2 separate regions of the Homo sapiens genome follow, and region 1 is linked to region 2. The links are chromatin loops, found by intact Hi-C in ENCODE. Cell type or tissue: heart left ventricle. All regions are shown on one strand. Links, peaks and the distances in the headings refer to the core of each region. The heading gives the core; the rest is flanking DNA.

Region 1 (16,112 bases), core at 4,151-12,150, 170 kb before region 2:
CGAAACTTCCACCCTCTGCTCAGTGGAGACAAAGCTTCCACCCTCCGCTCAGTGGAGGTACCTTCGTAATGAGGTTTGGGTCAGAGAATGTAAATGGATAAAGTCTGTGAAATGTCAAGGTCATCCTCAACACAGAGGCAAACCACTTGGCTGAAATAATGCTCTTTCCCTTTTCTGCCGCCTGGACCTCCAGCAAGCTAATGACTCATATTTGATAGATGCCACAAAGCAACTGGGTAAAAAAGCAGGAGTCCTAGTGTAGATGTGTGGGGCAGGACCCACACCTGTGGCATCAGCCCCTTCCATAGGATTAGAAAGGAGAAAGACGCTCTGTTTTTTCTAAGACACTGGATCTGAGGTCTCCTCCTTCTCACCTGATACAGAAGAAATAGTCTCCACAATACATGCCTCATTTTTTTTTTTTGGCAGAGTATTGCTCTGTTGCCCAGGCTGGAGTACAGTGGTGAGATCCCAGCTCACTGCAACCTCCACCTCCCGAGTTCAAGCAATTCTCTTGCCTCAGCCTCCCAAGTGGCTGGGATTACAGGCGTGCACCACCACACCCAGCTAATTTTTGTATTTTCAGTAGAGATGGGGTCTCAGCATGTTGGCCAGGCTGGTCTCAAACTCCTGACCTCAAGCAATCCACCCGCCTCAGCCTCCCAAAGTGCTGGGATTACAGGCGTGAGCCACCATGCCCAGCTGTGCCTCAAATTTTTATCTAACTTTCATTAGAATGCTTCCAGTAATGTTTCCTATCTCACGTGATAGCCTGTTCTAATGTTGGAAAATAAATATCAGGGTCTGTTTATATCTAAATTATACATCCTTATAATTTCCACTGGTTGGTCCAGTCACAGAGCCTGAAGCTCCCTGGCTCATATGGCAGAGCCACACTCATTACATGAAGAGCACTGTCATCATCCTGGTAGCCTATGCTCTTCTAGACCATAAAATCACGGACTCTGAGCCATTTCTCCCATTATGACTTTCCCAGATAATTTTTATGTTTTCACCAGCATTTTTCAAGATTTTGTGTGTTTCAAAAAAGGCTACTTCCTGAAACTGATTTAATTGGGGCATGAACCATGCCTAGAAACTGATAGTACCATATATCGGTAGAACGTCTTACATTTTTTTATTCATTCAAGAAAAACGTATGGGATGTTTATTAAACGGTGGGCATTCCTTTGGGTGCTGGAGATGACTGGGACAATTCCTGCCTCCCAGAAGCTCGTCAGCCACAAAGAGAGTAATTTTTCTTCAAAAACACTAGAACTGATCAATCTGTCTCTGGCCCTGCAGAACAATAGTCAAAAAGGAAGTTTTCTCTGCCCATAAATATCAACAAAACTCAGCTTTCACAGCCTAAATGTCTTCCAAATATGTTTCTCCATTGTGCTAAAATTGACTTTTTTCAAAGACCAAAATATAGCAAGATGATTGTATTTAAAAAAAATCTTTCCAAGTCTATGGCCATCAAATGTCCTTTACGTTTCTCTACATTTGAAGGGATCAAAGGTCATTTACAAATAAACACACGTCTCATGGCCATGTCTCTACAATTTTCTCTGCTGAAATCTCCATTCTCTCAAGTTAAGGTATATGTGTGTGTCTATAAGTTTGTACATAAAAATACAAATATGCACACATATATACACGCATGTATATGTATAAACAATATTTATATATATTTATATGCATAGAAGGAAATCAAGCATTTAAAAATAAATTAAATCTTAGAAATCATCCAAGAATTTCAAGACAAAGACTTCTGAAAATGGCTGGACACCTACCTATGAGGCCACTGTAAATTTTGATATATACCATTACAGAACTAATAACAGGATATGGAGTAAACTGAAACATGGAGGATCATGCCAGTCCAATATTGATAGATGTCTTTTAAAATTGTGCCTGTAATCCTAGAATTTATGCTCACAAGGAAAACGACAATTCAAATAAAGAACTATATGCTATAGTATTCTGCTTTCTAGTCATACAATGTGTGCATACGTGCTGGGTGCATCCAATCCAGTGTGTTCCCCAGTTCAGTTTTTCAAAAAGCCTGACCTAGTGGCTGTGTCAGAGGGCCTTCTGAAAGATCTCCTCCAATGAGTATTGTAGCTCAATATTCAGACAGATCATCACCAAGAAAATGATCTAGTCCATGAATGGTTCTATGCTTCGTGGACAGCAGTTAGTCCCAGCTTATCATTGGGTTATGTTCTAATAGTTCACCTTTAAGTAGTTACTTTTTTTCCTTTCAATTTTATTTACACATGCAGGTGTGTTACATGGGTGTATTGTATGATGCTGAGATTTCGGATACAGATCCTGTGACCCAGGTAGTGAGCACTTTACCCAACAGGTAGTTTTTCAGCCCATGCCTCTCTCCCTCCCTCTCTCCCCTACTAGTCCCTGGTGTCTACTGTTCCCATCTTTATGTCCAAATACCTCATGTTTTCACTTATAATTCATTTCTTTTTATTTTGTGGTGTGAAAATTGCTATACTGAAAGGTTTATTGAACTCATAATTTTCTGGATTGTGGCACAAATATTTTAATGCCATGTATCGCATGCTTCCTCTAGAAAACAAGCCTAAAACACAGTGACAAAACCTTCTCAGTAGTTGAGCCCCAACGGGGGAGGGAGGAAGCAGTGGAGGAGTAGAGGGGCCTCCGGGAACCCAGTGGTCTGCAGGAACTAAACGTTCTTTCTTAGGTCCCTCCAGGCACTGTGCTTTTCTGAATCTCACACTAAAGGGCAATTATTAACTTCTTGGAGGTTGACCACCCCCAGATTCAGACGCTTTGTCTGCTGTGCCCAGGAAAGAAGATAAGTCCCATCCCAAGAGTTCGTAAGAGGGATGCCCAAGGAAAGCACACAACACGCCCACAGGGTCTTCTGGCCTCTTCAATTTAGATTGACTGGAATATTTAGTGAATTAATACAATTTTAATTTTATTCTGCAAGAAAATTGCTTAGAATTCTGGTTACTGGGAGAGGTAATTCACATAAAGAAATTAAGCCTTTTTTTTGAGATGGAGTTTTGCTCTTTTTGCCCAGGCTGGAGTGCACCAGGCTGGAATGCAATGGCGTGATCTTGGCTCACGGCAACCTCCACCTCCCGGATTCAAGCGATTCTCCTGTCTCAGCCTCCCGAGTAGCTGGGATTACAGCCATTGCGCCAACATGCTTGGCTAATTTTGTGTTTTTAGTAGAGACGGGGTTTCTTCATGTTGGTCAGGCTGGTCTCCAACTCCCGACCTCAGATGATCCACCCGCCCCTGCCTCTCAAAGTGCTGGGATTACAGGCGTGAGCCACCTCACTCGGCCAAAATTAAGGCATTTTGCGCAGAAAAGATCGAGATCCCAAAGGCTTCCTTGAGAATTCAGACTTAAGGAAACTCCCTGAGGTGGACAGATTTGGCTCACACAAAGGCCGAGGTGGAGCAAAAGCATCTGAAATGGAGTCACAGTTGGGGTGGAAAGAAACAGGACCCAGTGAGTAGGGCCTCACCCTAAGCCTGAAGGTTGAAGTAGGATGGCTTTGGGTCCGTGGTGTGGGCGTGCTGGAGCCTCTCTCAACCTGGGTATCCAGCCCCGTGTCCTGGGGACAGTGGCTGTGGGAGAAGATTTGAAGTGCACCTGAGCTCATTTCGGGCATGAAAATATCCTTGACAAAGTAAAACAGTGACTTTGTTCAGGACCAGTTCTGCACCAGTGTCAGTGACAGACCAGAGTAAAAACCTCAGCAGAATTTGGGAATCTGGTGCCCTGCACCTGATGAGCAGCTGTAGGTGGTGTATCCACAGCCCAGAGGCTCCTTAGCCAGGCTTGGAGTCAGCTACAGAACCAGGTCTCTGCCCTGCAGCATCCTACTGAGAGGCCTCACGTGTTTCTTGGGACTGATGAAGTCCTCCAGCCTCATGGGGTATGTCTGCTTTCCAGCTCCCTGTGAACGTGCACGAGAGGCAACCTCAGGACTTCATGAGGGTCTCGCGGGAGTAGAACCTGGAGAGGAAAGAAGAGCATTCTCCGGAAAAATGAGAGGAGGCAATGGGGATGTGTGTGTCCTTATTGGTGCGTCCAGGCTAATACATGGGATTATTAGCTGCATGACCCAAGTATACTTTTAATTAATGCCAAACACAAATTATTAAGTTACTTTTAACCTTTTAATAAAATGCTTAACCAATAAATTAATTGATAGAAAAAAAGAGTCTGAAAAACAAAACACCCATTAAATCCAAATAAAGCAATTAACTGATTCTTTCACTGACTCTTATTTTGTCACCATATACAGATGTTCTAAGACGCAGATCCCACTCAAATCTCTAAATATGCTTCTACTGGTTTAAGAGAAATATTACTTATTTTAATTAAGATTTTTTAAATATAAGGTCACACACCCTGCCCTTTGCCATCGTTTCAGAATGATTTATTTGTGTTTCTGTCTGAGTATCGGTGAGCAGTGCTTGCTAACACCTTACATTTTTCTGTACCCCTGAATATTCAAACACCAAAAGCCTTGTAGAGACATCCAAGTGCACTAGGGGATGTCTTCATTTTATTGGTCTATAAAATGACAGACAATATATCAATCTGGAAAATGACTTCCACTGTTGGATTTCACAAGATTTTATACTGTGCCTTCTTTTCAAAACTATTTTCATTATTAAATTAATATACAGAAAGTTTGGAAAAGATTGGAGGAGAGCTCCCATTATTCCCCCCACCCTAGTGGAACTGATGCTATCTTTTCTGGCCATGCTTCTAGTTTTCTTTCTTGTGTGCTTATCTTTTACAAAGTTGGCCTAATACATAAAAGCCAATTTGCATCACGATTCTTCACCTAGCATGATTTTCATTCTAGCCACGCCTCTTTTGTTTACAGGCAGTAGAGACTTACCCAGGCTTGTTCAGAAAAATGATGATGTCGGCAATACAAGCTCAGCACCCTGAGTTCCTGTGGGAATATCAAGGTCAAGGCTACTTCCCTCATGGTGCTGTGAGGGTGGAGAGTGCTCCCATCTCTGTTTCTTTCCGTGTGCCCGCTCCACCCCCTCTCTCAGCATTCTTCCCTAATATCTTGACAAGCGTCCGATGATGTTCCCATAAGAGTTGACTTGGCTTTATTAGCCCATTATTAATTGAAATAGTTTAGATATTCGTTCCCCCAAATCTCATGTTAAACTGTTATCCTCAGTGTTGGAGGCGGGGCCTGGTGGGAGGTGACTGATCGTGGAGGCGGGGCCTGGTGGGAGGTGACTGATCATGGAGGTGGATTTCTTATGAGTGGGAGGTGACTGATCGTGGAGGTGGATTTCTTATGAGTGGGAGGTGACTGATCGTGGAGGTGGATTTCTTATGAGTGGGAGGTGACTGATCGTGGAGGTGGATTTCTTATGAGTGGGAGGTGACTGATCATGGAGGTGGATTTCTTATGAGTGGGAGGTGACTGATCGTGGAGGTGGATTTCTTATGATTGGCTTATCACCATCCCTCCTTGGTGCTGTTTTTGCAACAGTGAGTGATTTCTTGTGAGATCCGGTTGTTTAAATCCAGAGGCACCTCCCCCTACCCTCTAGCTCCCATTCCTGCCATGTAAGACACCTGCTCCCCCTTTTTCTTACCCCATGATTGGAAGCTTTCTGAGGCCTCCCCAGAAGCTGATGCCAGCCCTATGCTTCCTGTACAGCCAGCAGAACCATGAGACAACTAAACCTCTTTTCTTACTAATTACACAGCCTCAGATATTTCTTTATAGTGATGCCGGAACAGCTTACTACACCATCTTGTTTCCAAGGGATATTAAGATGTTTCAGATTTTCCTAAAGCAAGATTTGCTCTATTGACCTATCTATCATCAATCTGTCTATATATTTATATCTATAGATATCTCTCTATATAGGTATCTGTATACACACGTACATATGCTTCTCAACTTACAGTAAAGTTACATCACAATAAATCCATTGTTAGTTGAAAATATTTTAGGTTGAAAATGCATTTGATATACCTCATCTACTAAACATCATAGCTTAGCTTTGCCTACCTTAAACATGCTCAAAACGCTTCGATTAGCCTACAGTTAGTCAAAATCATTCAGCACAAGCAAGTGTTAAATATTTTATGTAATCTATTGAATACTGTGCTGAAAGTAAAAAACATCATGGTCTCTGTAATCCCAGCACTTTGGGAGGCCAAGGTGGGTGTATGTCTGAGGCCAGGCATTTGAGACCAGCCTGGACAACATGGCGAAACCCCAAAATCCCACCTCTACTGAAAAAAAAAATTAGCCAGGCGTGGTGGCGGGTGCCTGTAATCCCAGCTACTAGGGTGGCTGAGGCAGGAGAATCACTTGAACCCAGGAGACAGAGATTGCAAGGGAGATGAGATGGCGCCACTGCACTCCAGCCTTGGCAACAAGAGTGAAACACTGTCTGCAAAAAAAAAAAAAAAAAAGAAAGAAAAGTCGGCATGGTCATGGTTATGTGCGTTGTATGCATACTATGGTAAAGTTGCAGTTTCTGACTTGTGACAGTTCAAGTTACAATGTTTTGACTTTATGATTACACCTATGCAACCACTCTGTTCTTCACCATCAGCACAGCATTCAATAAACTACGTAAAATATTCAACCCTGTTTTTATATAAAATAGGATTTGTATTAGGTGATTTTACTCACCTGTAGGCTAAGGTAAGCGTCCCGAGCACATCTAAGTTAGGCTAGGCTGATCTACGCAACTTGATGAGTTAGGGATATTGAATGCATTTTTGACTCACTGAGAGAGGGAGTTGGTGAGTTTAATGATGGGATGCCTAAGAGGGAGCCATAGACTGGCAAACTTAGTTGGATTAAAAAAACAGAAAAGGTAAGGAAATGGACCCACCACTACTAAATGATCTAGAGTATCTTGGTTGAGAAACAAAAGCAGTTTGAGAAATGAGATAAGAGTAGAAGAAGAAGACGTTGTGAGCTTAGGGAAGGGGAGTAGTGCTGGGGTTCCTCCGATGCTCCAACAAGGAGTAAAGGAATGAGATGAGGGAGCGGGGGAGGCAGAAGAGGGACGGGATGATTACAGGAGGAGGAGGGCAAGGACAGGAGAGAAAAGAGGTTGCCTGGGACAGACTTGCACGGTTGTGAGAAAGAATGTAGAGAATTGCGGCAGTAAAAATAGAAACTCCTGGGAAGCCTTATGAATGGGGCTGGGATTGTTTAGCTTCATGAATGGGAGTGACGAAAGCTTGAACAATAACGACCTGGAGCCTCCTAGGAAGGAGAAGGTTTGTGGGTCTGCTGGGAGGGTCTGGAGAAAAGCAAATATTATGTCCGCACCAAGCTGAAGGGGACACGTCTTTCACACGCTTGGAAATGGGAAAGTGGCCAGGTTGGATAAGAGTCAAGAAGGAGAATGAATTTTCAAAACCATTGAAATGTCTTGACTGGGACTTGGCAATCGGATGGAATCACTCTCTATGTTGGGAAACTCGGGTGAAAGGAAGTGATATAAGGAGAAATGAACAGTTTTGTTAAAAATGACATTTTTCTCCCTGTCATCCATCCAAATGATTCCATTGTCAGTGATATCCCTTTCCTCTGGCCTCAGACCCTCCCTTCACATTCTGTCCCCTTCCTCTGTGGCTTCTTGCAACCCAGGCATGCGTCATTTTCTGGCTGTAAATCATGCACTTTTCTCTGTATTGCTTTTGAAATGTGATGGATGAATTCTGTCATGTAATTAGTTAGAAGGGGTCCAAGTGTCACCTCTTCCTTCTTTTTGCAGATCCCTCAATTCAATGTATACAAAATATTTACCAAATAATCTGAATTGTCTGGTTCCAGACATCGTTTGATTTACAAACATTGCTTTAGTGCAGGTTAAAGTGAATGAACAACTATCTTTCTTATGTCCATAGATATCTGGATTATAATTAAATCTAATGCAGTGGCATTGTTAAGGACCCTGATCTATATATAGGGGGAAGACAAGGGACCACAGTCCTTCAGGGAATATTGCAACATGCCAATTATTTCTATCATGTGCAGGCATTATAGTGCATAAAATTCAAAATCCCAAGTAAGACGTCACCTGTGCCATCATCTCAGATGAAGACTGGAGTCGCTACTGTGGTGTGTGTCAGGGGCAGCACTGCATTCCGCCTGCCTTGAATTTTCGACAGAGGAGGCAGAGCCTAGGAAAGGTAGAAACATGGGCTTTCGATTGCCATAAGGCTCAATCAAATCCTAGCACTACCTCTGATTGCACACGGAAGGGGAAGTTATTTACTCCCTCCGAAACTCAGTTTCAGTGTTTATAATACTGAAATGCGGTAACTAATATCGACTCCATGGAGTTGGGGCAACAGTTAAGTAAGAACACATGTAAAGTGTTTAACACACTATATGGCTTATAAAAATAGCTTAATAAGTGGGAGTCATGGTGATTTCTTAGTGTAATTATAATTAAAAATAAGTGTAAAGAGGCCAGGCATGGTGGATCATACCTGTAATCCCAGCATGTTGGGAGGCCGAGGAAGGGCAGATCACTTGAGGCCAGGATTTCGAGACCAGCCTGGCCCACATGGAGAAACCCTGTCTCTACTTAAAAAAAAAAAAAAGAAAAAGAAAAGAAAGTTAGCTGGGCATGGCGGGTGGCGGGCACCTGTAATCCCAGCTACTTGGGATTACAGGAGTAGCTGGGATTATAGCTACTGGAGAGGCAGTAGAGTTGCTTGAGGCAGGAAAATTGCTTGAATCAGGAGGCAGAGGTTGCAGTGAGCTGAGATAGTGCCACTGCACTCCATCCTGGGTGACACAGCAAGGTTTCGTCTTAAAAGAAAAAAAAAAGTGTAAAGGTAATTTTCAGGGCTTTAACAGTTCTGGTAGAATGTAAATAATCATCAATAACCCATAAGGTCCTTTAGTCACAAAATGCTTCTCAGTAGCTAGGGTACCTTCTCACCGGTTCCTTTGTAGGGAGTCCATCATCACATATTTTTATCACATTTAACCTGAATGTTGCATCCCCTAAGTTACAAATTAAGTTTTATTCCTCCATGGATTTATGTCATGGGTAAGACTGATCTATAAATTTTGAGTGCCGAGTTACCTTTTGAGGGTAAATGTATCCTTCAAACCCTGCTTTTTAATGTGAGAGTACTGGTCAATCTATAGTTTGGGTTTTGAACAGAGGACTATGCAGAGACGTCTTCTGCTCTCACAGTGGAGGACACAGAGCATTTCTAAAGACACATCCCATGCAGTTCCTTCTAGAACATCTGGCTCAAATGACACATTTTAATCAACATAATTTCTTCTTTAATCCCATGGATTTTTTTATTTTTTTTTTCTTCCTTTATTATATGGCTCTAATACAATAATAAAAACCTAAGAGAAAACAAGTATCAGCTTTGAAAAGCATAAGCCCCAAATTCACTAACTTATCCAAATGTCAAATTGTTATTTTATTATACATTAATGAAATGAGCTGAATGGCAAATTAATTAGAGGAGGTGAACCAAGATATATTAAAGCTAAAGAAATTTAAGTTTATATTTTTATTGCTTTGTATTTTTAAAAAAGAAACAGTTTTCAAGCAGCTAGATATGTGGTGATAATTAAGTACAAAACTGTCATAATGTAGGCAATTAACAACAAAAACAACAACAAAACCTTCACCTTAGGAACATTTTATGTTGTTACCCTAAAATCTCAATTCCTGATAGACATTACAAAATGTCAGCACGGCCCACATTCCTGAAAGCTCTTGAAATGATGAATGCAGTATCGAGAGGAAAGCTGAGAGGGTGAAAGATCACTGCACATCCCTGCACTGGCAAGGCACCCATACAAGAGGAAATCTGTTTATCAATGCTGATTGCTCCTGCTCTGCTAAAGATGCCAAAATTCAGCAAGAGTTGCAGAGAGCTGAAAGTACACAAAACAAGTCAGTTACTTTGAAATCCTTGAGCCAGAGCTAAGCCTACCTCAGCTCACATCCTAAAAACATCCAAAATGCAATCCTCTTATGCAATCTTGGCTCTTAGAATTCCCTTTGGCAGAATGAGGAGGGCCATCTTCCGTTTGCCAGGAAAATGCACTTCAAAAGCACAGCCTACCCCGCTTTCTACTATCTTATTTCAAAGCTCTGGTGCTTATCACTTGGACCCCTGCCTAGAGAACATTGTGAATTCCCATAAAGATGCATTAACACAAGATAGAAGAATCTGCCAGTCTGAAGGCATCTGCTGTTTGTCAGCTGTCATTCCATGAGAGTTTATCTTCTGGATGTCAATGGCCAATGGCACTGGCCTCACTTCTAAACATGAGATTAAGGCTGAGATCCCAGGTCAGGGACACAAGCTGACTTCAGCCTTTTCTTGAATCTGGACTTTGCCACACCTCCACTCTGCGATAGCACACCTTCACAGCTTTTGTGAGGTCACAGCATCCACCTGGATTCGGCACACACGTTGATTTTCAAGGGCCCATCACAACTTGCAATTCTGCATAGGTGTTTTCTCTAAATGGTAATAATAACGCATGAATTATTATACTATTGCTGCTTGACAGCCCTTTTCCTGTGTGTAGTGGTTTTGGATTATGGCCCACAAAGGCCATCAATTATGCTAGAAAACTAAGGAGCTGGGGGAAAATCACAGGGCAAAATGCATTTTGAGAGACATCATTGTCTAGACTCAAATGTCAGCCTTGGCACCCTCTTCTCAGCCTGGCCTAGATCCACTGTTGGGCAAGTTGATTCTAAAAGGTCCATTTCATTCCCCTCCATGCAAAGCAATGGTAAACAATCAAGTATGTCAAAAATGTTGTTGAGAGTGCATGTTTCTTTGGGAGTGATTACATCTTAGCCGTAGCTCATGAGACTCAGGTCTGGATGGAAAAACTTTTCCAGTGGAGGATTTACAGAGAACAATATAAACATAGATGACAAAGCAAAACAACAAGACAGTTATCTCACCTTACAAATTACATACATCATGGCTAGGCACAGAGGCTCATGCCTGTAATCCCTGTAACTTGGGAGGCCAAGGTGGATGGATGACTTGAGCCCAGGAGTTCGAGACCAGCGTGGACAACATAACGAAACCCCATCTCTACAAAAAATACAAAATTAACCTGGCATGGTGGCTCATGCCTGTAGTTGCAGCTATTCAGGAGGCTGAGATGGGAGGATCACCTAAGCCCAGGAGGTCAAGGCTGCAGTGAGTCGTGATCACGTCACCGCACTACAGCTTGGGGGACAGAATGAGACCCTGTTACACACATACACACACAAATTACAAATTACATACATTAAAAAATGCCTTGTATGTATCTCTATGAATTGAGATTTTGAGAGAATTTGTTTTCTTCTGTACATTTCTCTATATTTTCTAAGTTTTCTATAATAAATAAGCAGTACCTTGGAAATTCTTGTTCTGACTTTTCTTAAACAAAAGATATGTTGAAAGATTTCACCCAAGTGCGAGCTTTAGTTGAAATATAGAATCTGAAATAAAAATTAGAAACATGGTTTCATAACAACTCACTTTAACCTATTTTCTAGAAACAGAATGAGGAATCTATTAAAAATTTTAAAATGAAATTTCAAATTCATACCAGATGTTTTCAAAGTAATAAAATACTACTCTTAAATATCATCTTTCTAGTCTTAATTTTTTGGATGTTTTATTTTTAAAGCCAGAGCTTTTTTTTTTTTTTTCTGTGTAAGTGGGATTGGAATGCTGTTCATCACAAGAAAACTCAAATTTTTTAGATCTTAAAGATAGAGGTTGCACTGTGTGACTTCCTTAATTACACATTAGGAAGTGGAGGACCAGAGAGCAGCAGTGATCTGAGGTCACTTCATAAGCAAGGCAGGGCCACAGCTCGAGTGGGCTTGCTCCCTCTCCACACTCTTGGCCTGGGTTTTGCTGCGATTCTGGCCAAATCTCTAGACTGCCTTCTATGTAGCAGTCACTGGCTAGATCCTAAAGGCTTTGACACAAAACAGGATTGGAAGTCGTCATGAGGTCATTAGTTGCCTCTCCCACGGCATGAGGGAGGAGACCGCTTTGACTTATCCACACAGCCACTGATTTGCAGGGAGACTCACACAGACAACACTATACACCCACCAACACAAACACACTCACCACACACACTGCAAGGGTTTACTACTAACTCCAAACACATGTATTTGGAAAACTAAAATACATACAAAGTTTCCAGAGTTCTACTTCTAACTAGAGGGGTATCTGCTCCTGAGGTTGTGGGGAGTATGGGAACATCCCTTAAATGATGGTTCTCACTTAAAAGGATCAGATAAAGTCCACTGAGAGCACTCCTTTTTTTTTTTCTTCTTTTTCAGATGGAGTTTCACTCTTGTTGCCCAGGCTGGAGTGCAGTGGTGCAATCTCGGCTCACTGCAACCTCCGCCTCCCGGGTTCAAGTGATCCTCCTACCTCAGCCTCCCAAGTAGCTGGGATTACAGGCATGCATACCTGGCTAATTTTGTGTTTTTAGTAGAGACAGGGTTTCACTATGTTGGTCAGGCTGGTCTCGAACTCCTGGCCTCAGGTGATCCACCCATCTCAGCCTCCTAGTTCTGGGATTACAGGCCTAAGCCACTGTGATATAATCCCTGCCTCTTTTCTTTCCAGTCAGAAAGGTGGTGTTGCAGATATAGTGGAAAAAGTAAGGATTTGGAAACCTAAGGGTGACAATATAATACATAAACCTCACTTCATTCAAAAGAATGTTTGCTCTTGAGCATGTCACTAATCTCTCTGAATTCATATTTCTGTAAAATGAGGACATTACATTTCTCCCTGCTCTATCATAAAAATTATACATGCTAGATATATATAGCCTATTATGGGTTGAACTGTGTCCTCCCCAAATTCCTGGGTTGAAGGAGGTCATCAGGACCTCACAAAGTGACTGTATTTGGAGATACCGTCTTTAAAGAGGTAATTAAGGTAAAATCAGGGCGATGGGGTGGGCCTTAATGCAACATGGCTGGTATCCTAGTAAGAAGAAGAGATCAGGATATCAGACACACGTGGAGGGAAGATGACCCGAAGATATAGGGAGAGTATGGCTGTCTGTAAGCCAAGGAGAGAGGCCTCAGGAGGACACAACCCTGCCGACACCTCGATCTCAGACTTCCAGCTTCTAGCATTGTCAGGAAATAGATTTCTGTTGTTTCAGTCGCCCAATCTCTGGTGCCTTGTTACAACAGCCTAGCAAACAGATGCACAGATGTTCACAGAATAAGTGCTCAACAAATCACAGAGGCTATGTTCACCATGATTATTACAGCTTTTCATTGGTAGCGAAGAATGTTGGCTCTGAACTGTACATTAGTGACCAAAGATGAGAGATTTTTGTAATTCAAATTGCAACTCACTTTATTCACTTCCTGTTTACTCCATCCTTGCAAAGAGTGTCACATTTAAGTTTCCTGTTTTTACAAAAATTGTATTATTATTATCCACAAAGTATTTTTCTTTAAATTTTTTTTGTACAGAGGAAGAAAATAAAATTGTACCAGGAAATGAAAATCAACCATAAATTATATAAGAATCTGCACCAACAGCTAGAAAATTAATTATATCATAAAATCCTACCCTCACCATATGAGCTATTGAGGTCTAGTAAATCATTTCACACTAAAGGACTTCAGCCTCCTCGTCTCTAAATTATGGAATTAGGTCGAGTCTCTAAAATTTCCTTCATCTCTGATTCTGAGGCTTGGTATTTAAGACCTCACTTAAAGTAGCAAAACAAGAACATCCACTGATATTCCGGTACTCCAGCAGTGACATACTGGATGACTGTCAGCTATAGCCATTGTCTGGAGAGGAAGTTCAAAGACTGAATAAGAAGTTAAACATTGGAGATCGGGACCAGCCTGGCCAACATGGTAAAACCTCGTCTCTACTAAAAATTAACCAGGCATGGTGGTGGGCCCCTGTAATCCCAGCTACTTGGGAGGCTGAGGCAGGAGAATCACTTGAATCTAGGAAGCAGAGGTTGCAGTGAGCCGATATCGCACCACTAAACAGCCTGAGTGATAGAGTGAGACTCCATCTCAAAAGAAAAAAAAAAAAAGAGTTAAACATGGAAGAATGGATGCTGACCAAGTGAAAAACATCTTTCTATTTTATCTTATGGAGTTCAAGTTTGGTAAGAAAAAAAAAATGTGTTAATTAGCGACCAATTTCTGAACGAAAAAAATATATACCATCATGCATTGCTTGACAACAGAGATAGGAGAGATGAGTTCTGCAAAATGTGTCATTAGGTGATTTCATTGCTGTGGGAACACCATAGAAGGAGCCTACAACAGCCTTACCTGGGCTCTTGTCCCTGGCTACAAACCTGCACAGCATGCAACTGTAGTGAATACAGCAGGCAACTGTCACTCAATGGTGAGGATGTGTGTGTCTAAACATATCTAGACATAGAAAAGGTACAGTAAAAATACAGTATTAGAATCATATGGAACCACTCTTGTATATGCCGTCCCTCTTGGACTCAAACTGTGCTATGTGGTACAGTACTGCACGTACACGTACATAATACACTTTCTACAGCTGTGCTCAGACCCTGTTCAAGGTCTCGGACATGATTTTACTGATCATCACATTTTTATACAGAAAGATGGCTTCTCTTTTAGAAAACATTATTGCCAACCAAAAAACTTTCCCCAGTTAAAGACATATAATATATATGTAAATGTATATATTTATACATACACATGTGGTTCTATGCATACATGTAATATATGATATATTAAGGCCGATATTATGGACATTATAGATAGCATCGTATATATATATATATATATATATATATATATATATATATACACACACACGTATATGCAATTTAAGTTTAGAGTTAAATAAATCTGAGTTAAAATTGAGGTTCTGCTATGTAATATGTACATGCCATGAGACAATTAGTTTCCACTTATTCTCATCTGTAAAATTATAATACTGCTTAATGAAAATATCTCTGTGAAAAATAAATATGGGTGTGAAGTGTTTAGTGTGTGTCACATAATATACATTCAATTATAGTTAAATGTTAATTATTATTATTGTTGTGTTATCACTGTTTCTTCATCTTTTGGATAAATAATTCCAATATCTGTGAATTGGGGATAATCGATTACTCCAGGATAGAAATGAAGAATCTTTGTAAGCAGCCAGCCCAGTGCCAGGCAAATAGTGAGTCCTGCCTAGATACACTTTCCCCTTAGTCCTTCTCCTCATTAGAGGAAGGGGAGTCTCCTAAATAGGTCAAGGAAGGGGAACACACCTGCCTGTTCCTCCAAAAGCCTCCAACTGCTCAGCTCTGTCTCCAGGCCCCTGGGTGTCTTTTGCTGGGTGCAGCCTGCATCAAGGTGGCCACAGCTTCTGCCCTGGGGCAGGTGTTTTAATCAGAAGGGAGCTCCAGCTTCTTTCTCATTTTAGGAGTCCCTTCCCTTCCCTTCCCTTCTGTCCCCTCCCCTCCCCTCCCCCCACCTTTCCTTTCCTTTTCCTCTTTCTTTCTCTTTCTTTCTTTCTTTCTTTCTTTCTTTCTTTCTTTCTTTCTTTCTTTCTTTCTTTCTTTCTTTTTTTCTTTCTTTTTCTTTCTTTCTTTCTTCTCTCTCTTTCTATTTCTCTATTTCTTTCTTGCTCTCTTTTTTCTTTCTTTCTATTTCTCTGTTTCTCTCTTTCTTTCTCTCTCTCTTTCTCTCTCTCTTTTTCTTTCCTTCTTTTTTGAGACAGAGTCTTGCTCTGTTGCCCAGGCTGGGGTGCAGTAGTACAATCTCGGCTCACTGCAACCTCCACCTTCCAGGTTCAGGCGATTCTCCCACCTGAGCCTTCTGAGTAGCTGGAAGTACAGGCATGCACAATCACGCCAGCTAATTTTTTTTTTTTAATTTTTAGTAGGGATGGGATTTCATCATGTTAGCCAGGCTGGTCTCAAACTCCTGACCTCAAGTGATCCACTTGCCATGGCCTCCGAAAATACCGGGGTTACAGGCAAGAGCCACTGTGCCTGGCCAGGAGCTCATTTTTCTTACCAATTCTACTTGAATATTTA
Region 2 (16,112 bases), core at 4,084-12,083:
TGCATCCCTCAAGAACCCACAGAAAATGATCAAGTTGGGGGTTCTGCATCCAAGCCCACCCTCTCAGCTTCTTGCTTTCTGCCTTAGATAAGACTAAAAGATCACAACATGGCAGTACTCCTTGGAAAATACTTAATAAATACATAGAAGTGTGCAGGGCAGGGCAGCCAAGGTCTGGACATCCCAAGTCTATGCCGTGAAATAGTTCAGAATAATCATTCCAAGACTCCCACAAACACACAGCAGAACTGAGATGAACACTGAGTTTCCACGATTGTTACAAACAACAACCAGCTGTGGGACATGGCTGGTTCCCTCTTCCTTACGGTGCAAGGGGCACCATTCCTCAGCCTTAGATATCAGCCTGTTATTCCAGCAGCCAAGCACTAGTGCTTCACCTCGGCAGGTGCACTTCCATACCCACAGGTCAGCCAGTGACCCAGCCTGGACAGATAAATGCCCTAAAATGGGTGAGGATTGGTAAGAAAGCAGGAAATCATCTTTTCTTGAGATCCAGGAACTTTGCAGGGGCTGCCTTTTCTACTACGCAGAGAAAGCATGTCTGAAGATGAAGCCAGCATTATGTGAAGCAGAATTGCAAGACACACACTGAAAAACAGAATTCCAGTAATATTATTGAGCTCCTGGGTTTGGCAGTACCTAAGGACAGCCCACTCCTGGGACTGCTACCTTACCTGAGCCCCTTTGGTTTATTCTAACATGATGACCGGGTGTGGTGGCTCACGCCTGTAATCCCAGCACTTTGGGAGGCCAAGGTGGGAGGAACACTTGAGGTCAGGAGCTTGAGACCAGTCTGGCCGATGTGACAAAACCCCATCTCTCTTAAAAGAAAAATACCCCCAAAAAAATATTAGCCAGGCATGGTTGTGAGTACCTGTAGTCTCAGCTACTCAGAAGGCTGAGGCAGGAGAATCACTTGAACCCGGGAGGTGGAGGTCGCAGTGAGCCGAGATCGTGCCACTACACTCCAGCCTGGGCAATGGACTCCATCTCAAAAAAAAAAAAAAAAAAAGCTGTATTTCTGCTACTTATCATTCTAAGATTCCTGACTACTGCTCCACAATTTTTTGAAATAGCATGTTTTAGAAATCATATAAAAACAAAAACTGCAGGCTATATTCACAAAGGGTCACTATCAATCATGCAAACTGCCTCTTATCCATTTATCCATCAGTTCTTAATTTCATGACAGAAAATTAATACCTTATTTTTGAAATAACTTTTAGTTCTTGTAAGGGTCTTCTAATTAAATCCTTATGCAATGCAACTGAAATAACACCAGAAACACGTGGATTTGTCAAGTAGTCAATGTGTATTTTTATAGCACTTTAATTTTTTTTGTACTCAGGCTGATAACGCTGGGTAGTTTTCTCTTTAAGCAAAAATAGCAGGTGAGAGCTGTGTACTAACAAGATGAAATCGCCATATCAGCCATCAGTTCTAGATGGCATGAATCCACACAGACCCTATGACTTAGAGAATATGAGGTGCCTAATTCAAGACGGGGGTTCATCTACATACAGAGAGGGAGGAGGTTATTCAGAAAAAGGAACATTTTCTTTTCTTCTCTTTTCTTTTCTTTCCTTTTCTTTTTTGAGATGGAGTTTCACTCTGGTCTCCCAGGTTGGAGTGCAATGGCGTAATCTTGGCTCACTGCAACCTCCACCGCCCAGGTTCAAGTGCCTCAGCCTGTCTCAGCCTCAGCCTCCCGAGTAGCTGGGACAACAAGCACACACCACCACGTCCAGCTAATTTTTGTATTTTCAGTAGAGACAGGGTTTCGCCATGTAGGCAAGGCTGGTCTCAAACTCCCGACCTCAGGTGATCCGCCCACCTAAGCCTCCCAAAGTTCTGGGATTACAGGCATTAGCCACTGTGCCCAGCCAGAAAGGAATGTTTCTAACCTATCCCAAGTGTATCCTTGTCTAGAGCAACACCAGAATATCATATCAAAGTGGAGGCTGCTGGGAAACATCCTTTCGGTAGGGAGGGGTTAATGGACGAGGATGGAACACGTCTCCTAAGGCAGCCAAAGAAATGGGGATGTGCAGGCACCAAAGCACAGGGCGTGTGTTACGTGATGGAGAAAAAGATCTTACTAGGTGAGAGGAAAAGAAAGAGGGAGTAAATATTTGTCACTGCTATTTAAAAATAAAATTAAAAAGAGTCCAGAAGCAATGGCTCACCCCTGTAATCCCAGCACTTTGGGAGGCCAAGGCGGGTGGATCACCTGAGGTCAGGAGTTCGAGACCAGACTGACCAACATAGCGAAACCCCGTCTCGACTAAAAATACAAAAATTAGCCAGATGTGGTGGTGGGTGCCTATAGTCCCAGCTAGTCGGGAGGCTGAGGCAGGAGAATCGTTTGAACCCGGGAGGCAGAGGTTGCAGTGAGTTGAGATTGTACCACTGCACTCCAGCCTAGGTGACAGAGAAAGACTCTTTCTCTAAATAAATAAATACTGAAAGTAGATTGCCTCTATGAATTAACTTGAATTATTTTGTCCAGCAAGGCATAATCCAATGATCCCAACAAATAATTCAGCACACATTACGATAGCTATGATCCAAATGTCAAAGGGGAAAGGTGGATTGAGGGAGAAAAATGGGTGTGTGTGAAATAGTTGACGTGTACAGTGGACTCAGCACTGAGAAACAAGAGGAAGAGAACTTAAGTGACCACATTTTCTTCTAGCCATCATCTCAAATAACATTTGGAAAACGATTTTAGTAATTTTACTTTTAAGATAAAGCAAAATACTGCTAAATGCCATTCTGTTTCAGTGGGTGTAAGCTTTACTTTATAAACAGAGTATATTGTTCTATATTCTGCACTCTGAAATTCTTAAATAGTTGATGTGTACAGTGGACTGCAGCACTGAGAAACAAGAGGAGAGAACTTACGATGACCACGTTTTCTTTCATCCATAATCTCAAATAACATTTGGAAAACAATTTTAGTAATTTTACTTTTAAGATAAAGTAAAATACTGCTAAATGCAATTCTGTTTCTGGTGGGTGTAAGCTTTACTTTATAAACAGAGTGTATTGTTCTATATTCTGCACTCTGAAATTCCTGCACTTGGTAATGAGAAGCCATCAGTGAAATTTGCAGCTAAATTAAACCCCTCAATCAGCTTCTGACTATGCCAGTTAGTCTATTATAAGAAAGTATTTCTTTTTAACATAATATTATATATATATGCTCTTGCAGATGTAGGTCTTAAAAGTTTGAGAAGTGCATGATTTATGCATAGTCTTTCAAAAGAGAAACTTTAGTAGCACTTTTGATTCATAAATGTTTTGTTTTTTTCCTAATACTTTAACAGTAGAACAGAGATATGGATCATCCCCAGTCATTTTTTTTCATTTATGTATACAGATGTAGGTAACCCCATTTATTTGGAAAGTGACTGTGTTGTATTTAGACAGAGCAAATTGGGAAACAGAAGTACTATAAATGTGAACTGCATGTGCTGTGTGTAGCTCCACTTTGGCATCCTAATAATAGCAGAGTTTCTGAAGCTTAGGTATATTCTTGGAGTGACCCAATTCACTCAATCACTTCCCAGATACAATGAGAGGCTACTGAAGGGTCCAGGACCCCGGCAGATTGGAAGCCTTTGTCCATATTTCAGAATATCTTTGTTCCAATAACAATAGGTGACATCCTGCATAATACAGGGCCATTTGTAAAACTGCCTACCAAAACTTCCTGTTTAGAACGATGCAGAGGGATTTCTGAAAAGCCTGGAGAGGTTAGTGAGAAAGGAAGCCAGACAACGCTGGGATTTCCAGGATTTTCTGTCCTTGAAGATGAAGCCAAATGTGCAGAGGTCAGGAGAAATGGTGCTATTTCAAAGGGGCAACCAACACCCATTGTTAGGACTGAGTTTACACCTCTGTGAGCTAACCAAAGCTATTTAGAAGACAGACATGCTTGTAACTCAGCTGGATCCAAGCACTTTTTTATAGTTCACCAAGCATCCTGCTTATCTTCTTCAAATTTGAAGCTAGGCATTGAGTTGGTCCTTTTCCAAAGACCATCACGTATGAAAATAAAACAAATTTTCCTCAAATTCTCAAAAATGTATTATTGCAGTTTAATTTTGGTGTTTAAAACTTGGCAAATAAAGAAAACAAAGCAATATATCTTCTTAACAAAGTATCACTAAACAACAAAGTTGGAGTCATCACAATTCCTGATTTAAAATTCTGTTACAAGGCTGGGTGCTGTGGCTAATGCCTTTAAGCCCAGCACTTTAGGAGGCCAAGGCAGACAGATTGCTTGAGTCCAGGGGTTTGAGACCAGCCTGGGAAACATGGTGAAATGCCATCTCTACCAAAAAACCACAAAAATTAGCTAGGTGTGGTATGTGCCTGTGGTCCCAGCTACTCTTCGGAGGCTGAGGTGGAAGACTGCTTAAGTGCTTGAGCCCGGGAAGTGGAGGTTGCAGTGCACCGCTGCACTCCAGCCCGGGTGACAGAGCAAGATCCTGTCTCAAAAAAATAAAAGAAATTATGTTACAAAGCAATAGTAATCAAAACAGTATGACACTGACATAAAAGCAGACACATAGCCGAGTGAAACAAAGGAGAGAGCCCAGAACTAAACCTAAATATATGTGGTCAACTAATTTTTGGCAAGGGAGCCAAAAAAACACAATGGGGAAAATATGGTGTCTTCAATAAAAGGTCCTGGAAAAACTGAATCTCTAAATGCAAAAGAATGAAATTGGACCCTTATCTTACACCATACTGAAAATAAATTCAAAACGATAAAATAGCTAAATATATGACTGGAAATCATAAAACTTTCAGAAAATAACATAGGGAAAACTTCTTGACATTGGCCCTGGAAATGATTTTTAAATATCACATAAAAGCTCAGGCTACAAAAGCAAAAATAAATAAATGGGACCACATTAAACTGAAAAGCTTCTGCACAGCAAAGAAAGCATTCATCAAAATGAAAGGACAACCTACACACTGAAAAAAAAAATTGCAAATTATATATTTGACAAAGAATCAATATCCAAAATTTATAAAGAATTCTTATAATTCAATAGCAGAAAAACAAATAACCCAATTTAGAAACAGGCAAGGGAGCTGAATCAACGTTTCTTCAGAAAAGACTTAAGAATGGCCAACAGGTATGTGAAAGGGTGCAAAACATCACTAATCATCAAGGAAATGCAAATTAAAACCACTATGAGATGGCTATTATGAAAAAGACAAGCGATAACAAATGTTGTCAAGGGTGTGGAGAAAAGAGAACCCTATTACGCTTTTGGTGTGTATGCAGATTGGTACAACCACTATTGAAAACAGTGTGGAGGTGCCTAAAAAACTTAAGAATAAAACTAACATATGAACAGCAGTTCCTCTTCTGGGAATATACCCAAAGCAGATGAACTCATCACTTCATAAAGACATCTACACTCCCTTGTTCATTACAGCATTATTCACAATGGCCAAGATATGAAATCCACCAAAGTGTCCATCAAGGGACAAATGGATAAAGAAAATGTGGTATAAATATATATGTAATGGAATATTATTCACTCTTAAAAAATAAGGATATGCTGTCATTTGCCACAACATGAATGGACCTAAAGGACATTGTGCTAAGTGAAGTAAGCCAAACACGGAAAGAAAAATGTTACATAATCTCACTTATATATGGAATATAAGGGAAAAAAACACAGAGAGATAGAGAGTAAAATTGAGATGACCAGTGGCTGGGTGGGGTTGGGAGAGGAAGTGGTGAAATATAGGCCAAAGAATACAAAATAGCAGGTATGTAGGATGAACAAGGAGTCTAGATATCTAATGTACAACATGAAGACCAAAGCTAAAAAGATTAGATTGTGTTAGTTTTTGTTAAGTAGATTTTAGCTGCTCTTATCACACAGAAAAAGTAACTATGTGAGATGATAGATGTGTTAATCTGCTTCACTATTGTAACTATTTTACTACTTATATGTATCCCATAATGTTGTGTTGTAAACTCAGATATACACAATAAAGTTTTAGTTGTTGTTGTTGTTTTCACACGAAGTCTCACTCTTGTTCCCCAGGCTGGAGTGCAATGGTGCGATCTTGGCTCACTGCAACTTCTGCCTCCCGAGTTCAAGCGATTCTCCTGCCTCAGCCTCCTGAGTAGCTGGGATTACAGGTGCCTGTCACCACGCCCGGCTAATTTTTATATTTTTAGTAGAGATGGGGTTTCACCATGTTGACCAGGCTGGTCTCGAACTCCTGACCTCAGGTTATCCACCCACTTCGGCTTCCCAAAGTGCTGGGATTACAAGTGTGACTCTCCATGCCTGGCCTAAAGTTTATTATTATTATTATTATTATTATTATTATTATTTTTAAAGTCCTTTACCCACTAAAAACAACAAAAAAATATCACTAGAGAGTAATGCATATTTCTGGGATTGGTTCATGAGACCAAAAGAGAGATCTGGCAAACATACAAATCACTCAGCCTTTTAAGCACCTAGCAAGCATTTACCTAACAGAGAGGCTCTGCACTGTGGGCCTTGGGTCTAAGCATGGGTTGCACGTGGTCTCATGTCACAGCAATTCCCTTACTGTGCAGCCATGAGATTTTGAGCAAGTTACTTTCTCTTCACCAAGCCTCTGCTTCCTCACTGGTAGGACAGAGACAACAAGAGCACCTTGTGTTTTGAAATGTAGGAAAAAACAGATATGCAGACCATGCAATGGTCCTACCCCCTGCAAATCCATAGAAGAGACACTCTTCGCAAGATTCTCTTGAGAATCGGGGGTTAAAGTGACAGCCCCACAACATCTTCGTATTTCCAACAGGGCTTTCCAAAGAGTTTCCAAATGGTCTAAATCCTTTTGGATACTGACATATATACCACAGTGGTGCTTGTCTCTGAGATCAGTCTTGGTTTATATGGAAAGAAAAGAGGTTTCACTTGAGGTTCATTGACGCAATACAAAAAAATGAAAAAAAAATTATTTGGCAACTTTTTTATTTTGAAGAAAGCATACAGTTAGGATGAAAGCCCAAGAACACAATAAAGCTATAAAGCGTATTCTCTAATAAAATAGTAGCTTAGATGTATTGAGCAGTTAGTCTAGGAAAGGCACTGCTATTCACTTTATATGCAATCACGTCTGTCATTCTCACACCAATCCTAAGAGGGAGAAGCCAATGTTATCTTAATATAACTAATGAGAAAACTGAGGCTGCCAAGCCATTGAGAATCTCACCTAACACCACTCAGCTTGTAAGTCAGAAATCAGCCTCGAAACCTAGACAGTATAACCCCAGCACTTGCAAACCTGCCCACCATCCCACCACACTCCATGGCCTAACAGGATGAACTGTGCCTCTCAGCAGAAATTTCATGGACCCTGGAACTGGAGCATGGAATCAAATCACATAGCTTTACCTGGGAGTTGGAGGGAGGCCTCCTGTAGCATCTAGGTCTCATAAAAATTTTATAAATATGGGCAGACCAGGGAGTATTTCATCAACTGGACCAGTATCAAGGCTTCCAAAGAGATCCCAGTATCATTCCTAACCAACCATGTGAACACGTGCATGTTACTAGCCTCTCTGAATCTCAGTAACTCACCTATAAAATGAGAATGAGAATATCTCACTCCTAGAGTCCTGGGAGATTGGAAGACATCATCTACATGAAATGCTTACAGAAAGCATGACAGGAAATGCTTTACATTGGTTTTTCTTGACAATTCTTGATCTTTAAGTTTGTTTTATTTTATTTTATTTATTTTTTGGAATGGAGTCTTGCTCTGTCACCCAGGCTGGAGTGCAGTGGCACCATCTCAGCTCACTGCAACCTCTACCTCCCAGGCTCAAGCGATTCTCGTGCCTCAGCGTCCCAAGTAGCTGGGATGACAAGCATGTGCCACCATATCTGGCTATTGATCTTTAACTTCTAAATCCCCACCAGCCTGGATAAACTCACATCACCATTTTGCCTAAATCTGCTAGTTTAATAGGCCCCAACTGTTAATACAAACAGAAAATAACTGCATGCTGTAGTATTGTCTGATTTCTGTGGTGTAAATTTGAAGCTACTAATGACTATGATAAGAATATTTACACCATGGAAATTGGCCAACACTACAAATCAGAGTTGTTTGTGTTATTTTGTTTCATTTTGTTTTGTTTTTTTTACCAAAATACCACTTTTCTTTTTTGTTTTTTAACTAGAACCTTCATCACCAGTTCATCTGTCAATTCATTAAATATTTATTGAGAAAATACTATTCCTGGACTTGAGCATAGACCAGTAAATAGGAGAGGTAGGGCTCTGCCTTCATGGAGCCTACATTTTAGTGAAAGGTGACAAATCATAAACAAGTAAATCAGTGAACTTGACAATTTCAAATTTCAATACAAGGTAAGAAGAAAATAAAGCAAGTGTAGAGTGTGACTTGGGGAGGAGAGGCCATCACTCGGGGGCTATAAGGAAAGGCACGTCTAAGAAGGTGACACTTGAATAGAGCAGAGGATGGCAGGGAGGAGGATGGCAGGGAGCCAGCCACAGGAAGAACCGGGGCAAGAAAATTCCCGGCAGGAGCACATGCATGCAGAGGCTCTGAGGCAGGAGGAGACATAGCTGAGCCTGGAAATGCAGCTAGCATGCCACTGCCAGATGAACACAGGGCATAGCTGTGTGACGATGCTGGCAAGACAGGAAGGAGAGCCCACCCTGACAGGGCCTTGCAGGCCACACCGGGTGGTGCTTGAGTGTCACCAGCAGGTGCATCTGCAGCTCCAGCTAAGGCTGGATGAGGCAAGTGCTGGAAGAGATGGGGGGCTTCCTAACATGCTCCCATCTGAACCCTTGCTCTCACCTAATAGAACCCTACTCTGTTCTCATTATCAGCTTTAGTGGTATCAAGTCCAGGACCAAGGCAAGCACTTCCCCAGATATAACACCAATAGAGGTTGTCCATGGAACCAAATGATCTCCAAACTGAATCAAATGAGCTAGGAGACAATTGATCTTGAACAAGAGACAAGAGAAGTTTGGATATCTGCTACCAGCAGGCACTCTGATACAATATTTTGATTATGAGGTCATGTTGTACAACAACCAATTTCTCTAACTTGACAGGTACCAGATGCACACACTTGAGTTGTGTTGATAGAAGCTCAGCTGTATCCAGTGACTTGTGACAGGTATCTGTTTCCTTCTTTATTTCAATTGCATCCTTGCCCTGTTTCAGAACCCCGTCTAATACCTACAATCATACTCAAGAAATACAACGTCGGGCAAGTGATTCAACACTGCTATTCCTCAGGTTCCTCATCTATAAAATGGGCTAATAATATAATAGTACATGCTGGAGTGGGCAGTATGAGGCCTGGATAAATTGATTTGATGCTTTTACAAGCCCTTAGAGCCATACCTGACACAGAGTTAAGGGTCCAATAAATATCAACTAATTAATTGATTGCTAATCAACACCTCTCCATCTGCTCTTTATGGAACTTTGCTCTAGAAAAAAAAAAAAAGCAATCACAGAATTCAGGAGCCTGAATAACCTGTACAGGCTGAGCACCTCAAGTCTGAAAATCTGACATCCAAAATGCTCCAAAATTTGAAATTTTTTGAATGCCGACATGAGGCTGAAAGGAAATTCTTATTTGGAGCATTTCAGATTTTGGATTTTTGAATTTGTGATGCTCAACTGATAAGTATAATGCAAATATTCCAAAATCCAAGATGATGCATTGGAATGAGGAAGAAAACAGATATCTGTCACAAATCACGGGACACAGCGGGGCTTTCATCAACCTGTCCCCCTACCTGCGGCTGTGAAAATCTGAAATGCTCCAAAAAAATTCATGATCCAAAACTCTTCTGGTCCTAAGCACTATGAATAAGGGATACTCAACCGTCCTATTGTTTAGCCACCTTCTGCCCTTGACTGGCGAAAGTGTCCAGGGCAGGGGACTAAGATTTTCTTCCGGAAGCTCCCTAGGAAGCTCTTCATGTAATTCTTATTTCCTCCTGCTCAGTCCTCTACAGAGAAGGGCAGAAGATCAAAGCCAGTTTGGTTTGCTCAAGGACAGGTGGTTCTTACTCTCTAGCAACACAGTCCCAGGGCCCTAAGCCTTCTGGTCAACCACTCTTCATTATTTTTGCCACTTTCTCCGGAAAAGTTGGGTTTCTTTGCATCCTTTTTGAAATATGTTACAGAGACATGAGCGCAACCCATGCCCTTGGACAGAGGTGTCCTGTCAAGAAGGCCCCATCTCTGGGTCTAGGCCCTGTGTGCCACTGAGGTCCCTGTAAAGCCCTTCTTTCCCAGCCCATCTGTCTGGGGTCACTTCTGGCCCCAAGCTCTTTTCTTCCAATATTTGTACCTAACAAGCCTTTTTTTTCTTGCATTTGTACTGTTTGAATTTCATCAAGCATATAATTGTGTTTGTTCCAATGGTAAAAATAATATTTTACTATTTACCTACTTTTTTCAAAGGGCATAGGTTCTCTAAATACTAAGTGGTAGGCAGTGTGCTGAGGGCTGGGGCTGCCAAGGTGAGTCAGAGAAACCCCTGAGTGTGCTGTGCTACCTGCCCGGTGCAGGAAACAGATATCCGAACAGACGATGGGAAAGAAGTGGGTTCTGTGAAGGTGAACAAATGTCCAGGAGGGACATGGGAGGCTGCCTCCAGGGCTGATCTAAACAGACCCCCACGCCTACCCCAGGTTTTCTGGGGGTTTTACTGCTGCTGCCGCTGATGTGAAAGGCGGTCCGTGATGTTGGTGCTCTCCCTTCCCCTCTCTTCCATCCTTCCCAGAACTCTGTGCCTTGGGCCAGGCAAGCTCAACCTTAAAGAGCGGAGGAAGAGGTGAGAAAGAATGAATGAATATTGGCCGGGTGCGGTGGCTCACGCCTGTAATCCCAGCACTTTGGGAGACCGAGGCTGGTGGGCCACCTGAGGTCAGGAGTTGGAGACCAGCCTGGCCAACATGGTGAAGCCCGTCTCTACTAAGAATACAAAAATTAGCCAGACATGATGGCACAGCCTGTAATCCCAGCTACTCAGGATTCTGAAGCAGGAGAATCGCTTGAACCCGGGAGGGAGGTGGAGGTTGCAGTGAGCCAAGATCGTGCCACTGCACTTCAGCCTGGGCAACAGAGCGAGACTGTCTGAAAAAAAAGAAAAAGAAAAAGAAAAAAAAGAATGAATGAATCTACTTCTTCTTCTGTTAAGACAAAAAGGCCCCTAATATTTTTCCAGAGGAAGAGATAGAAGAGGTAATAGCAGCTGAGAGCACCTAGAAAAAAACAGCACTTCCCAGCTGTAGCTCTCTCCAGTGAAAACGCTGAACTCAGAACAAGCATTGTGAAGTCGCAGGCGAGAGAGGCCAGCTCAGGAGGGCCCCCTGACCGCCCCAACAGACCCCACTCACAATCTCTGCTGCACATCTGCCCATGGAACAATGGCACTCCGAGCTCCTGCTCCAGATCCTCATCTTCAGCTAACAAATCAGAAAGATGAACGTCCACGGGCAACGCAGAAAACATCATAGAGATCCCTACCCAGGTTTGTCCTCTTGCTCAAAGAAAGAAGGTCGTGCATTCAGGACAAGTAACGACTTGCTGTAGCTTATCTCCTTCAATCCCAAATAGTTCTCATAGTTGGCTGAGAGAGGAGAGACCAGCCGCCTGTAATACCATCTATGATGCCTGCTCCCTTCTCTCCCTTCCAACATTTCTCCTTGACAACCCCACACCAAGAATAAACAGACGGGAAGGCAAAGATGAGCTACAAAGTTTTGAGCAACAAAGCAGGTCAAGTGGGGAATGAATACTCCCCAGCAAAACACAGAGGATCCGATTCAAGAGTTCATTGTGAATATAAGCACATAGGTTAAGCCTGCATACACCGAAAATAAAAATAACCATGCCTGATTTCAAGACTGAGACAGAAGAAAAAAATTACTCAGATAGATACGGTGGTCATCTTCACAGCCTTTTGAGCTAGCCAATATTCACTTCAATTGCCTGAGGTTTGCAGTAACTCGCTTTGGGTTCTAAAAGACACAGTGGGCTCACTGTCCCCCTTTGGGTGTCCCTCTCTGCACAGATAAACCAGCGGCACGCGGAGGGCATGAGATAGAAGCCTGTCCACAAGGGAGGAATTATCTTTTACAGGCAATCTGGGAGCACCATTGAAAAATGCTCTTCTGTGATGAAATTATGAATGCTTTCACATCAAACAAAAATGTATTGTCTAAACCCTGGGTGAATATTGGATGTCATTTTTTTTTCTGCTCAGCATTTTGATATAACTATGCAATAATCTCCAAGTAATTTCATGTTTACATACACCAGGTGACACACGGCATATGTGAAATTATGGCACTTAGGAATATTAAAGGCATCTAATGCATAATGAAAACCGTATATTGAAGAATAATTTTTCTTCTACAGTTTTATAAGCAGTTGACAAAAAGCTGACAGGAGAAATTCTTCCAATAATGGAAGTACTCTCAGGTTTAATTCTCTTATAACAATTCTATTATGCATAAAGTAAGACGGAAGAAGTCATTGGCTTATGATCTAAAGGAAAGCATAATCGCAAAACTATTGCAATCAATGCTGTTGAAAATAATTCTGCAGATAAAAATTTAATAATTTTATATGAAGATACACTGAATTACAATTTTAGGTCAAGTTGATCTTTCAAAGACAGACTGACTACCTTTTTGAACAAAAAAGACTATGCCACGTGGTATAGTTTATGTCTACCCTTTGTCTAAGGAAGCAAAATACATTTGAACAATTATTTAATTGAATCTACTTAACATCATTGATTATTTACACCTAAAATAACTGCTAGCTAAATATCAGGATTTCTGTCTTAAAATTGTCCAGATCATTTCCTCAGATCTCCAAAATGTTTTGCTAATAATACATGCCTAAATAAATATACCTAATTAAGCAAAACAATGCGGATTTGGTTCATTAATCCTCTTCATCAACAAGGTCATTTATTAAACACCTATTTTGTGCTAGCCATTAAAGGAAGCTCGTGCTAATGAGCCTTTCTCCTGATAAAAAGTGAAGAGTTTGGAAGAGGCAGACCATGTTTTCCGCAGCCTAGGCCACACCACGTCACTTTTTTTTTTTTTTTTTGAGATGGAGTCTTGCTCTGTCCCCCAGGCTGGAGTGCAGTGGCATGATCTCGGCTCACTGCAAGCTCCGCCTCCCAGGTTCACGCCTTTCTCCTGCCTCAGCCTCTTGAGTAGCTGGGACTACCGACCCGCCACTATGCCTGGCTAATTTTTTGTATTTTCAGTAGAGACGGGGTTTCACCATGTTAGCCAGGATGGTCTCGATCTCCTGACCTCGTGATCCACCTGCCTTGGCCTCACAAAGTGCTGGGATTACAGGCGTTAGCCACTGCACCCGGCCTTCTTTTTTCTTGAGATGGAGTCTCACTCTGCTGGAGTGCAATGGCACGATCTCTGCTCACTGCAGCCTCTGCCTCCCTCCTCAGTAGCTGTGACTACAAGCAATTCAGCTGCGTCAGCCTTCCAAGTAGCTGGGACTGCAGGCGCATGCCACCATGCCTGGCTGATTTTTGTATTTTTTGTAGAGACGGGGTTTCATCATGTTGTCCAGGCTGGTCTCGAACTCCTGACTTCAAATGATCAGCCCGCCTCGGCCTCCCAAAGTGCTGGGATTACAGGCGTGAGCCAGCGTGACTGAGCCCACATCACTCTTTAAGCCTTGCTTCCTCTGCCCAGTTAGACAGCCCACCTCTGCCCACACAGCCCACCTTGTCTCAACTTCTATCCTTATTTGGTCCATTACATTTTCGGGTGCAAGTTCTGCTTCACAGGCAGCAAAATGTGCTAAAATCCTTCCAGGCACAGAGGGAACATCAGCTCCTTCATGAGCTCTTCCCTGATGTGGGTCATCCATGGTTCATTGTTTCGAGGAGCTTAAAAGACTGACATGTGTCCACGTGTGCTAAAAATGGAAACGCCTGAGCTACATGACATTTAAAGGAAACGGGCAGAAGCACGTGCAGGTTATTCTCCACCGTCACCGCCCAGCCCCGTTCTCTGCCTGCTTGGCCCTGGAAGGTGGCAGCTGAACGAGTTTGGCTTAGTGAAGACAGTAGAGATGTCTGGGAGGGAGGAGCGACTTCAGGTTTTCTTGCCCTGTGCCCTCCCTGCTTGGGCACCGCCTCATGGCGATAACAGGGTTCCTCCTGGGTTCCTCGAACCCGGTGGCCTTTCTCAGGGTGCTGTTTCTGGCTGGGCTCCTTCACTAACGCATGTCTTTACGTTGCCCTGGGTCCTGGGGTGCTGTGGCTCCCCATTTGCTGGTCTCTGGGGTCTCACTGTGTCTTTATCACGTCCACCAGCAGGAGACACTGGAGCCAGGTCTAGTGTATTGAGATATTTTTAAAGTAGTTTGAATGACATCTCATGATTTTTATTTGTTCTTAGAGGTCTTCCAAAAGGCAAAGAAAAAGAATACATTTTTTTTTTTTTTTTTTTTTGGCCAGGTGTGGTGGGCTCATGACTATGATCCTAGCACTTTGGGAGGCCAAGGCAGGCACATCGTTTGAGCCCAGGAGTTCAAGACCCACCTGAGCAACAGAGTGAAACCCTGTCTCTACGAATACTTTAAAAATGAGCCAGGCGTGGTGGCACTCACCAGTGGTCCCAGCTACTCAAGAAGTGGAGGTGAAAGGATCACTTAAGCCCAGTGGTCGAGACTGCAAAGAGCCATGATCATGCCATTGCACTCCAGCCTGGGCAACAGAGTGAGGCCCTGTTTCAAAAAAAAAAATACCATTTTTGTAACACAATAAAACATTTAATCTTTTCATTGTCATATAAGTCCATTGGATTCTGTTTTAAAAATTACCATTTTTATAACAGAACAAAATGTATTTAATCTTCTAATTGTCATATAAGTTCATTGAGTTCTGTTATAAAATCAAGATACATTACGGAATCTTTGAGGTCTTATTTTTCCCCTGTCTTAAAATGTTTCATTATTTTTTAATCTGAGGGATTATATCATTATCACTCATCCTTACTCAGCGATTATTCCCAATAATGCTAAAAAATACTAAAATAATGGGAGATGGAGGCGATATGGAAGGCCTACGAGGTGATGCAAATGCCAAACAAGTAATAGTTTCCAGTTTTCTTCTTCCAGTTTCCAAACGATTGCACAATCTTCCGAGAAGATTCGGAAAAAGACTGGCAGCAGCATCTTTGTGAAATGTCGTAGTTCTCATTGATCAGCGTTGAGAAATCAGAACTTTTTATTTTCTATTTTTTATTAATGACAAATCAGAAAACTAACAGTGGAAAACCATCCACACATATTAATCAGAAGATGGAGGCAAAGAGACGGAGATGAGTTCTCTAAACGCCAGTGAAGTCAGAATGGATGTGTAAGTGAAATCGCAGATGGTACACTTTCAGACGATGATACTCTAGATTAACTTTCTTCAGCCCAAGAATCCTTGAGTGATAGTTACCAGGGGCTGAAGAAAGAAGTAGGAGGAAATTTTGGGGGGTGATGGAAGTGTTTTATGAGTTGATTCTTAACATTTATTATTCTACCTATAACTTTGAAAAAAATTATATACATGAAATGGTTGAACTTTGTTGTGTGTGAAGCATGCCTCAATAAGACTGAAATTATTATTATCCATCACTGTATAACAAACTATCCCAGGACATAGTGGCTTAGAACAACATACCTTTATGATCTCAGCTTCTTTGGGTCCGAGATCTGGCACAGCTCGGCTGGAACCTTCCACAGGCTGCAGCCAGCAGCAGCTGGGCTGTGGTCACCACATAGCTCAGCCAGGAAGGGGTCACTTCCAAGCCACAGGGCTGTTGGCCAGACGTGGCTGCTCACAGGCTGTTGGTTGGAGGCCGCCCTCAGGTCCCTGCCTCTCCATGGAAGCTTTCTACACCACGGCAGCTTGCTTCATGAAGCACCAACTCAGGAGGGCAGTGGAGCCTGCTACCTGGGCAATCACGTTTTGTAACCTAATAATTGAAATGAGACCCCTCACT

What was found. Peaks named below come from ENCODE experiments on the same cell type or tissue, not always from the same donor. Only the 100,000 strongest peaks of a DNase experiment are listed, where the experiment ranks them.
Region 1: it touches region 2 in a loop (2.2-fold over the local background); 5 of 110 quality-filtered maps call a loop at or near these places.

Annotation. Positions count from the first base shown.
Region 1 is chr10:4,077,697-4,093,808 of GRCh38, reverse strand. LOC107984195 (a long non-coding RNA gene) reads right to left here. Exons shown (of 10, transcript NR_176060.1): 5 at 14,371-14,472; 6 at 13,423-13,476; 7 at 11,434-11,520; 8 at 10,990-11,125; 9 at 10,434-10,533; 10 at 9,559-9,938. Among named protein-coding and RNA genes, the nearest start is that of MIR6078, 95 kb to the right of the region's middle. RefSeq lists an enhancer at 9,879-10,391. In heart left ventricle, for the core only: no CTCF peak of the experiment used is centred there; no DNase peak of the experiment used is centred there; H3K4me3 peaks cover 830 bases; H3K27ac peaks cover 3,835 bases.
Region 2 is chr10:3,907,527-3,923,638 of GRCh38, reverse strand. LINC02660 (long intergenic non-protein coding RNA 2660) reads right to left here and starts at 11,616. Exons shown (of 3, transcript NR_183984.1): 1 at 11,593-11,616. RefSeq lists a silencer at 13,876-14,095. In heart left ventricle, for the core only: no CTCF peak of the experiment used is centred there; no DNase peak of the experiment used is centred there; H3K4me3 peaks cover 1,924 bases; H3K27ac peaks cover 2,081 bases.